Linked DNA regions of Homo sapiens: region 2 is linked to region 1. The links are chromatin loops, found by intact Hi-C in ENCODE. Cell type or tissue: IMR-90. All regions are shown on one strand. Links, peaks and the distances in the headings refer to the core of each region. The heading gives the core; the rest is flanking DNA.

Region 1 (4,508 bases), core at 657-3,156:
TAACGAGTAGCTGGGATTATAGGCATGCGCCACCAAGCCCGGCTAATTTTTGTGTTTTTAGTAGAGACGGGGTTTCACCATGTTGGCCAGGCTGGTCTCCAACTCCTGATCTCAGGTGATCCGCCCGCCTTGGCCTCCCAAAGTGCTGGGATTACAGGCGTGAGCCACTGCACCCGGCCCGTGTATCTCTTTAAGATTCTCGCTCCTGTAATCCCAGCACTTTGGGAGGCCAAAGCATGCGGATCACCTGAGGTCAGGAGTTGGAGACTACCTGGCCAACACGGCGAAACCCCATCTCTACTAAAAATACAAAAATTAGCCGGGCGTGGTGGCGGGGGCTCTGTAATCCCAACTACTCAGGAGGCCGAGGCAGCAGAATTGCTTGCGCCCAGGAATCAGAGGCTGTAGTGAACTGAGAGCTTGCCACTGCACTCTAGCCTGGGCGACAGAGCAAGACTCTGTCTCAAAAAAAAAAAAAAAAAAAAAAAAAGATTCTAATTAGTTCTAATGAGCCAAAGCTTTGAACTTCTCCTTATTTCGTCTTCTCCCTTCTTTGCATTTTTCCTCTTTTGGTGTTAAATGTATAGCTGGGAGTTAAACTTGAAATAGACCACGTGGGTAAGGACTTAAACAGCTCCACTATTCCTCAATGGACAGAATGAGTGAGCAGCTTCTGTCAGCCCTTAGTTTACCAATGTGAATAAAACTGCTCCCATGCTGGCATTTGATACAGGAATGGGAAATTAAACTAATTTTTAAGAGCTAGAGTAGCATCTCTTTCTCACCTGGGAAAGAATTGGTAAGAATTGCATTGGTTAAAGTAACTAAGCCTAGTCAAAGTAGCTGGGGCAAAAGTGAATATTTATTGGAGAAACGCCTTCTTATCAAGTTTGATTAAAGAAGTACATGAATGTGGCTGCGCACGGTGGCTCATGCCTGTAATCCCAGCACTTTGAGAGGCCAAGGCAGGTGTCTCACCTGAGGTCAGGAGTTCAAGTCTAGCCTGGTCAACATGGTGAAACCATGTCTCTACTAAAAATACAAAAATTAGCTGGGTGTGGTGGCGTGTGGCTGTAATCCCAGCTACTCGGGAGTCTGAGGCAGGAGAATCGCTTGAGCCCAGGAGGCAGAGGTTGCAGTGAGCCGAGATTGCACCATTGCACTCCAGCCTGGGTGACAGAGTGAGACTCCAAAAAAAAAAAAAAAAGAAAGAAAGAAAAAAAGAAAAGAAAAGAAAAAGAAAGAAAGAAAGAGAAAGAAAGAAAGGCAGAAAGAAAAATAATATGAATGAATAATCAACTCCTGGAAGAATGACATCATGGCTTCCAGGAATAGCTGGAACCAGGGAATCAACATGATCAGGACTCTCTCCCACCGAACCCCCCACTCTCTACCTCAGTATACTGTCTGTGCTCCTCTCTGCTTTTCAGTTTCATTTTTTTTTTTTTTCCTACTCAAGGGCAGCTTCCTGCCCTGCTTCCTCCAGCATCTGCATTTTACATTGTGCTGCTCCCACTACCAGGGATGTACTAGCTACTCCTAAGTACAGTTTGAAAAACCCTGGGGAAAGATTCTGAGTCACTTTTTAGGTTATAGGCTTACCTTTGGTATATTCAGGCAACATCAAGAGGCTACATGGGGGATTGTGCACTACAATTCATAGATGAGGAAACTGAGGCACAGAGAGGATAAGCGACTTGTCCAAGATCACTCAGTTACTATAATATTATTTGATCAGTGTCTAGAGAAGATATTAAATATTAGTTATAATTAAATCTGTGATCATTAAAAAGCCATTTGGAAAGAGCTTGAAGCAGAGAACAGCACAATCAGGGGAATAGACTGTATTTAATGTTGTATACTACCATCTAGTGATAATCTAGAGAATTTCAGCATTATACATTAAATATGTATTTAATATTCGAAGTTTTATTTTTCTTGATGTAATCTTTACAAATGTATCATAAATTGGCAATAACTATATAACCACATATTTACATATTTTATGGGCCCAGTAAGAGAATAGCAGCCATTTAAAGGATCATTTCAATTAATGTTTTCAAAACCCACGTTTTTAAGGTGGATGTCACAATAACTTTGAAATTTAGAAAATTTGGGATAAATTATCTTGCATAAAATATTCATTTGCTCTCATTTTATGGTATGAAATGAACCAGATGTCAAGGTTTGCAACAGATAGCCTGGTATGTGAGCCTTCTTCCTAGGAGACAAATAGGTGCTCTTGAGAATGAGGCAAAACATAGTTAAATAAGTGGTCTCATTAGCCTACCATCTGGAGGGCATGCTTGCTTACTCCAGGGCCAGCCCTGAGAGCTGCTGTGCCACTTTGGTACTAGGATAGGAAATAGGGAGTCACAGGGCTCTAAGCTGGCAGTCAGCTTGGTTCTGAATCCACATGTTCACTCTGTACCCAACAAATATTTTAATACAATGTAGCCATGTTCCCCTTTCTTTTACAAATGTGTGATTTACAACAGCGGGATTCTAGCATTTATCAGGTCTACATAGCACAACATAATTTTAATGTGAGGGATTCCTGACAGGCTTATATATTAAAAAATTGAGCACTCAACCATGAATATTTTAAAGACTATATTTAGTCCAATATTATTTGATGATATTTAGTATAAACTGACATTGACTTAGAAGATATAATATTTCATAGTGTATGTGATCAATAAGCTTGTACTGGGAGCACTAGATGTGTACCAAGGTCTTTTACATATCTTTAGAAAATTCATCATATCATGACCCATATCCCTGGGAGCTGGCTAATATTTACAAATCCTCAGTTATTTGATGAAGTTTTTCAAACCTTGATATGATCAACAAGGGAAAAAGTCATGAAAAAAGAGGTAATTTGAACATATTTTCTTCCCTTGACGTAGCAATATTTCCTGGTGTGTGGAAATATTATTCTATCCGTCCTCAGGTGAGAAAGAGCTGCTACTCCAGCTTGTTAAAAAAATTAGTTTAATTTCCCCTTTCTGTATCAAATGCCACCATAGGAGCAGTTTTTAGTCACATTGTAAACTAAGGGCTGATGAGTGCAATCCGTTGAGTGGTAAGATTTAAAATCAGACATATTTTGAATATAAATCACAGTTTTACTGAGGTAAAAGGTTTTTTTAAATGGAGTCTTAAAATATAAAATGTATACGTGTAGTCATTAACATATTTTCTTTAGTATAGCCATGTGGGTGATATATTTTAAATATATCTGGAATATTTATTGAAATCATCCGGCTTCTTAGCAGTTATTTAACAATGTACCACATTAATGACAATTCTAAGAATGTTTCATTGGAATATAGAAAGCAATATTGCTCCCCTCCATCTCATTCCTTCCTTCCAGAGTAATCCGTAGGTGTCCTAGAAATCTCCTGAGATTCAGCAAGAATCAACATTCACATACACAAGGCTCAAGATCTGGGGGAGCCTGAAAGAGTGGCATTTGGTCATAGTGCCCTGATTGAGGAAAGCGTACTGGTGGGTTTTCCTGCATCCAAGCAGGATGCAGGATTCCTGGGCCTCCTGTAGGCATATTTACATGGGCTTGCATATTACAACCGAATGAACACTATTATTCACCAATTCTTCATGGCAAGACATAACTTACACTGTTCTTGGCAGTAACCAGGAACAGCTTAGCAAATTATTCAGAGATGCTAGGAGATAAATCAGCTTAAGTGTTGTTAGAGCATTATTCAAGCAGATGTACTTAAGGCAAAGGTATGTCTGCTCATCTTCGCCATACTGTAAAGGGTCCTCCACCCCCAAGATCTAATGCAGTGGAATCATCTTCCCCAGGTGAGCCTGGGAAAGCTGTGGCTGGGCTTGTTTATTTGGAAGCACAACAGCCTCCATGAAACTTCTACGTCAGGGGTAACCTATAAAAGGAGAGATGAATCTCCGATGCCCACAGGACCCTGGCCCTTAGCAGACTTGGGTTTATAATGAAAATCAGATAAAACCAGAGCAGTCTTGTTTCACAGAGCCTGTCTAGAGTAATTTAAAGAGGGGAAGTGGGGTGGAGAAGATGTGCTTTAATCCATTTTATGGATGAAATCTTTGGTTCCAGGTAGTTTTTTATCCCCTCCATGGAGGGCCATCCCAATGTGTGAACTTTTCAAATGGATGCCTTCTGATGGGGCCCCTAATACAGACAAAATCCCCCACCCTCACCCTGTGGACTTTGCATGAGAATCAACTCCAAACTGCCATGTTCTCTACATACATTTCCCACATTTTCTTCAGTCATTAGTTTCCTGCTGAAAACACACAGAACCAACACCCGCTGGAGAACTTGCTGCTATACATTTGCACACACCTATCCAAGTTTTCTGCAGGACCACAGATTTCTATTCCACTCTATTACCTCTTCTCTCTCTTTCCCCTTATTTGGCATCTGGATTCCTTTCTAAATGTGTCATTTACCAAGAAGTGAACCCACCAAACCTCTTCCTCACCTGGGGAGTGTTGCCAGT
Region 2 (4,508 bases), core at 1,168-3,667, 340 kb before region 1:
TGTTATGAGAATTAAAAGGTTCTTCATTCAATATAATAATAAATATTTTGTATATAAATGAATATCAATTAAAAGTTATGACTAATTCCACAAGTCAAACATATAAATTTTATTTCTTGATTCATGATATGTGATAGTATTCATAAAAATGTACATGCATGATAATTTCAAGGAATAAGTATATATGTGAGAATCATGGAAATGAAATTAATAATATTAACTAGTAATTAAATTGTAATTTTGTCTTGAGTCTTCTTAAAATTAGGAAACTACTTAAAGTACATTTTTTATAAATGGGCATAAATACAGACAGTATATATTTTCCATGGATATATTTTCATAGCAGAGGAACCAACTAGATTCTTTCTCAATACAACTGCAACTATTTCTGGTCAAATTATGGGGAAAAGGCCTGTTTTGTGGTTGATCTGTTACAAACAGGGTGTAACTTCTTGTAACGCAAAGATAATTTGTCTGGAATTCATCCACCACTGAAAAAATAAAATTAAACAAGGATCATGATCAAATCAATTGAAATTTTTCCAAATTTAAGCAATAACATTTCATCTTACTAACATAGTAGATTATTGTAACTTTATTTCAAATGTTCTTAGAAAAAGAAAAGCAAAACAAAACAAATGGCTGTACCTCCTTTATGCTAGCCACTTAACCCTTTGACTATACTATATTATGTAATTATCCCAAAAGCCCTGTGAGTCATTGATGTCCTTGTTTTACAAAAGAGGAAACTGAGGCACAGAGAAGTGTCTAAAGTCATACAACTAGCAACATGTGAGTTTGGAAGTGACACCCAGCTCTGGCTGACTCCAAAGCCCACTTTCCTTCTCCTTCATCATAACTTCTAAAGTCATATTTATTATTAGTTCCAAGATTGCCCATGACATATAATAGTGAGGTATTTCTTCATGATCTAAAACTATTATCCCCCATTAAGAAGCCTGAGACGTCAAGTTCTAGAGGCCTCAACCCAGGATAAGACTTAACTCTGAATCTGAACTCGAAATGTGACTGTGTGTGTGTGTGTGGCGCGGCGGGGTAGGGTGAGGCGGTGAGACACAGAGCTGCAGGAAGCCTATGGGCTGGCTGGATGTGGGGTTTGTGGGGAACAGTGGATTGGGGGAGGCAAGTGCATTGGTAGGCAAGAGGAATAAAAAGGAGAAATGGGAAATACGTGCTATCAGTAAAGGACCAAAGTTCAGAAAGAGAACAGTAAGTCTGGCTCCTTGGGAAGCCCTCGATTGTTATAGCCCTTTATGTCTGTGGATTAGCCCTCAATTCAGTTCTTTTCTGGTATAAGCAGGGTATTTGCCAGCATGATCATCTTTCCCCTGAGTCCTTGTTCAGAATTGCAATGATCCAGGAAGAAACATCAACAGATTTTCTTCACTGTTGGAACTACCAAAACAACTTTCTTCAGAGGATACTTCATTTTCTTCCAGCTACTTTCAGACATTCAATATCAGGATTTTAATTGTCACACACCTTTTCTTGCCCATACTGGCTCTCAAGTAATTTTGAGGCTAACATATCCATCACATACACAGGTACAAAAAATGAAGGAAGAAAGAAAGAAAGGGAGGAAGAAACATAGGAGAGACGGAGGGAGGGGGGAAGCAAGAAAGCAAAATAGCAATCATTTTTATTCATAGTCCTTAAAATACAGTGGTAACACAACTCCAACAAGTGGAAATATTTCATTAATTGGAAAATTGGCTACATAATAATTTCAAAAGACATAATTACATGACCACAAAATAATCTGACATATAAACAGTTTGCAAACTGTTACAGTTACTTCTATATCTATAGCTGTGTGCAGTGAAAATTGTTGTTCAATATGATGTGGAGGCAATCCAACATACTGAATCACCTACAAAGGATTAAGTTTTATTTTAAAAAAGAAAACTGGCAGATACATATAAGAAAAGTTTTTAAACAAGGTTAAATAATAACTTTACCAAAGTGTTCTGCCTAACAGGTTTAATGGAAGTATTCACTTTTGTACTATTAGCATCAGTTACTATTTTAGCTGCTCCGAATTTCTATCACAAATGAATTTCAAGCAAGATCTAGATTTTCTTCAACAAATTTAACAACTTCTTAAACATTTTAAAGAGGAGTCTACCTTTATAAATAAAACAATCAAATGTATTTTAAGTGCTTTGAAATTATAAAGCACAATAAATATATAAGCTATTACTGTTGCTAGCCAGTCCCTAGCTACAGCAACAGTTTGACATTCCTTTCCCCATTGCTCACACTGCCGCCCACACTGGAGATTTCAGTCTAAGAATTACCTATATTCTTCCCCAAAAGGAGTCAATAGAAGTACGTGATGAGACCACATATTTGAGAATGCAACAATGTAGCCCTTCCTTACTAGAAGGGAGTAAGGATATACTTCACTTCCTTCTAGTATATCTGCATTGTTTTTTTTCTGTAGCTGCTGGCAATGGAGCTATATCAAACATGGAACTAGAGGTGCAACTTTACTTTGTACATTGTGTGATACCCAAATACAATAAAATAAACTACCACTAAATGTGGAATCTTGAACTGGAGACATTTCTGAGTCAGTTAACGCTACCACATACGGTCTCCCCAGAACACGCACATTCCAGGTTGGTCCCAATCTCCCAAGAGGTAGAAAATTTGGTGACAACTCCGTCAACTATCTGGCTATGATGATCTCAAGATTTGAAAAAAAGTAAAAAGAATTCTGATCCCAAAAAGAAAGGAACCCTTATTTTCATCCTTATAACTACTCAGTGACATGTACTGCCCCTCCACCAGAATGACATGCCAAAAACGAGTGCCATGCCCTGGGGCACTGTGCTGTCCCTGGCAGCAGTCCGTCCATCCTTTTGACTTCCTTCCCTACTTCTGTTCTACACTTTGCTTATTTATGGTTTTTGATTGACTAGTTTGGGAAGGAAAAAAAACCCTACCTAATGATTTAAAAATTAACCTAGGAATAAACTGGAGAAGACATAATTTAATAAATTCCTCGAAGTATAGAGCTATGGAAAGAATATTATTTATACTTCTTTTTTTTTTTTTTTGAGAAGGAGTCTCGGTCCGTCGCCCAGGCTGGAGTGCAGTGGAGCAATCACGGCTCACTGCAAGCTCCGCCTCCCGGGGTCATCCCATTCTCCTGCCTCAGCCTCCCGAGTAGCTGGGACTACAGGCGCCCACCACTACGCCCGGCTAATTTTTTGTATTTTTAGTAGAGACAGGGTTTCACCATGTTAGTCAGCATGGTCTCGACCTCCTAACCTCGTGATCCGCCCGCCTCGGCCTCCCAAAGTGCTGGGATTACAGGCGTGAGCCACTGCGCCCGGCCCCATTTATACTTCTTAAAAGAAGTTTAATAAAAATAAACTAGAAAACAAAAATAGAAACACTTTGTGTTTCACATACAAGGGATTTTCCTCATGTGGCAACTATTTGGAAGAAGGTCCTATTTATCACTAAGTTCACCCTTACTGATCTTTTTCCCATAGTAAAAAAAAAATGATTATGACTCACTTTATGAACACACCAAATGCTACAGGAAAATAGATTTTAGTTTTATCCAAACCAGCAGTGAGAATAATTTATGATTCCAAAAAAGACATAGACATGCAGAGTCAATTTAGGAAAGTGAGTCAGTTTCATGCAAATAAGTTCTAGCTTTCTTGATTGCCAGTCTCCTTTTAATGTTGGAATTTTAGGGGGGGAAATGAATTATTGTGGTAAACCAACAATTCCACTTGTTAACTATGGAATATTTAAAGGATAGCTTAATATGTACATGTGAAAGGGTCAAGAGAATAGAGTTTTATTTGAATATCCAGATGATCCAATTAAATCCAAAATGGTATTATTTCTAGAACAGAAGAGACCATTAGAATGTGCTGTTCTAGTATCTCTAGAATTCTCAAATTTATTATGAGAATTATCCTTTCCACAATTGTCAAAATAGATTGTTTGGCCATAAACATCCTTGCAAGCCTAAGCAATTTGAAATTCAGGGCCTATATCAGTTTCCTTGCCTCCACCCCTTTCACCCCCAAAAGAAACCAGTCAATTAGATAATGGATAAATTAACACTATATTGACAAGCAAAGAATAATTAGAAATTAATAAGCATAAAGAGAAATGACTGTGTAAAAAAATCACTTGTTTCAGGTTTAATGTAGTCACTTTGGGACAGGAATATAAAACATGAAACATGAAAATAGTCAGCAGATGCCCTTTCCATCCATTAATAAAGTATCTTTTAAATAAATAATCAATCAACCTATAGATTCTGCCATTAGGAAATTAGCAACAGTGCTTTGCTGTACCAGTAGAGCTATCAGATTAGACAATTTTCATATGTATAGGTGACATAACATTCTCCTAAAATTTTCTATCAGGTTTCTAGATGGAGGTTAAAAGCCTTGTATGATTTTGTAATAATTGATATACCAAGCCTGGCATCCACAATAAATATTGATGTTTTC

What was found. Hi-C counts contacts between places; a loop is a spot of excess contacts. Peaks named below come from ENCODE experiments on the same cell type or tissue, not always from the same donor. Only the 100,000 strongest peaks of a DNase experiment are listed, where the experiment ranks them.
Region 2: it touches region 1 in a loop (2.5-fold over the local background); 4 of 110 quality-filtered maps call a loop at or near these places.

Annotation. Positions count from the first base shown.
Region 1 is chr6:127,537,635-127,542,142 of GRCh38, forward strand. No RefSeq gene overlaps it. Among named protein-coding and RNA genes, the nearest start is that of SOGA3-KIAA0408, 21 kb to the left of the region's middle. In IMR-90, for the core only: a CTCF peak has its summit at 1,839 (motif pointing left); no DNase peak of the experiment used is centred there.
Region 2 is chr6:127,199,244-127,203,751 of GRCh38, forward strand. All of the region lies in intron 1 of LOC105377989 (a long non-coding RNA gene), which reads right to left. RSPO3 (R-spondin 3) reads left to right here. Exons shown (of 5, transcript NM_032784.5): 5 at 1-238. Among named protein-coding and RNA genes, the nearest start is that of RNF146, 65 kb to the right of the region's middle. In IMR-90, for the core only: no CTCF peak of the experiment used is centred there; a DNase peak (open chromatin) is centred at 2,288.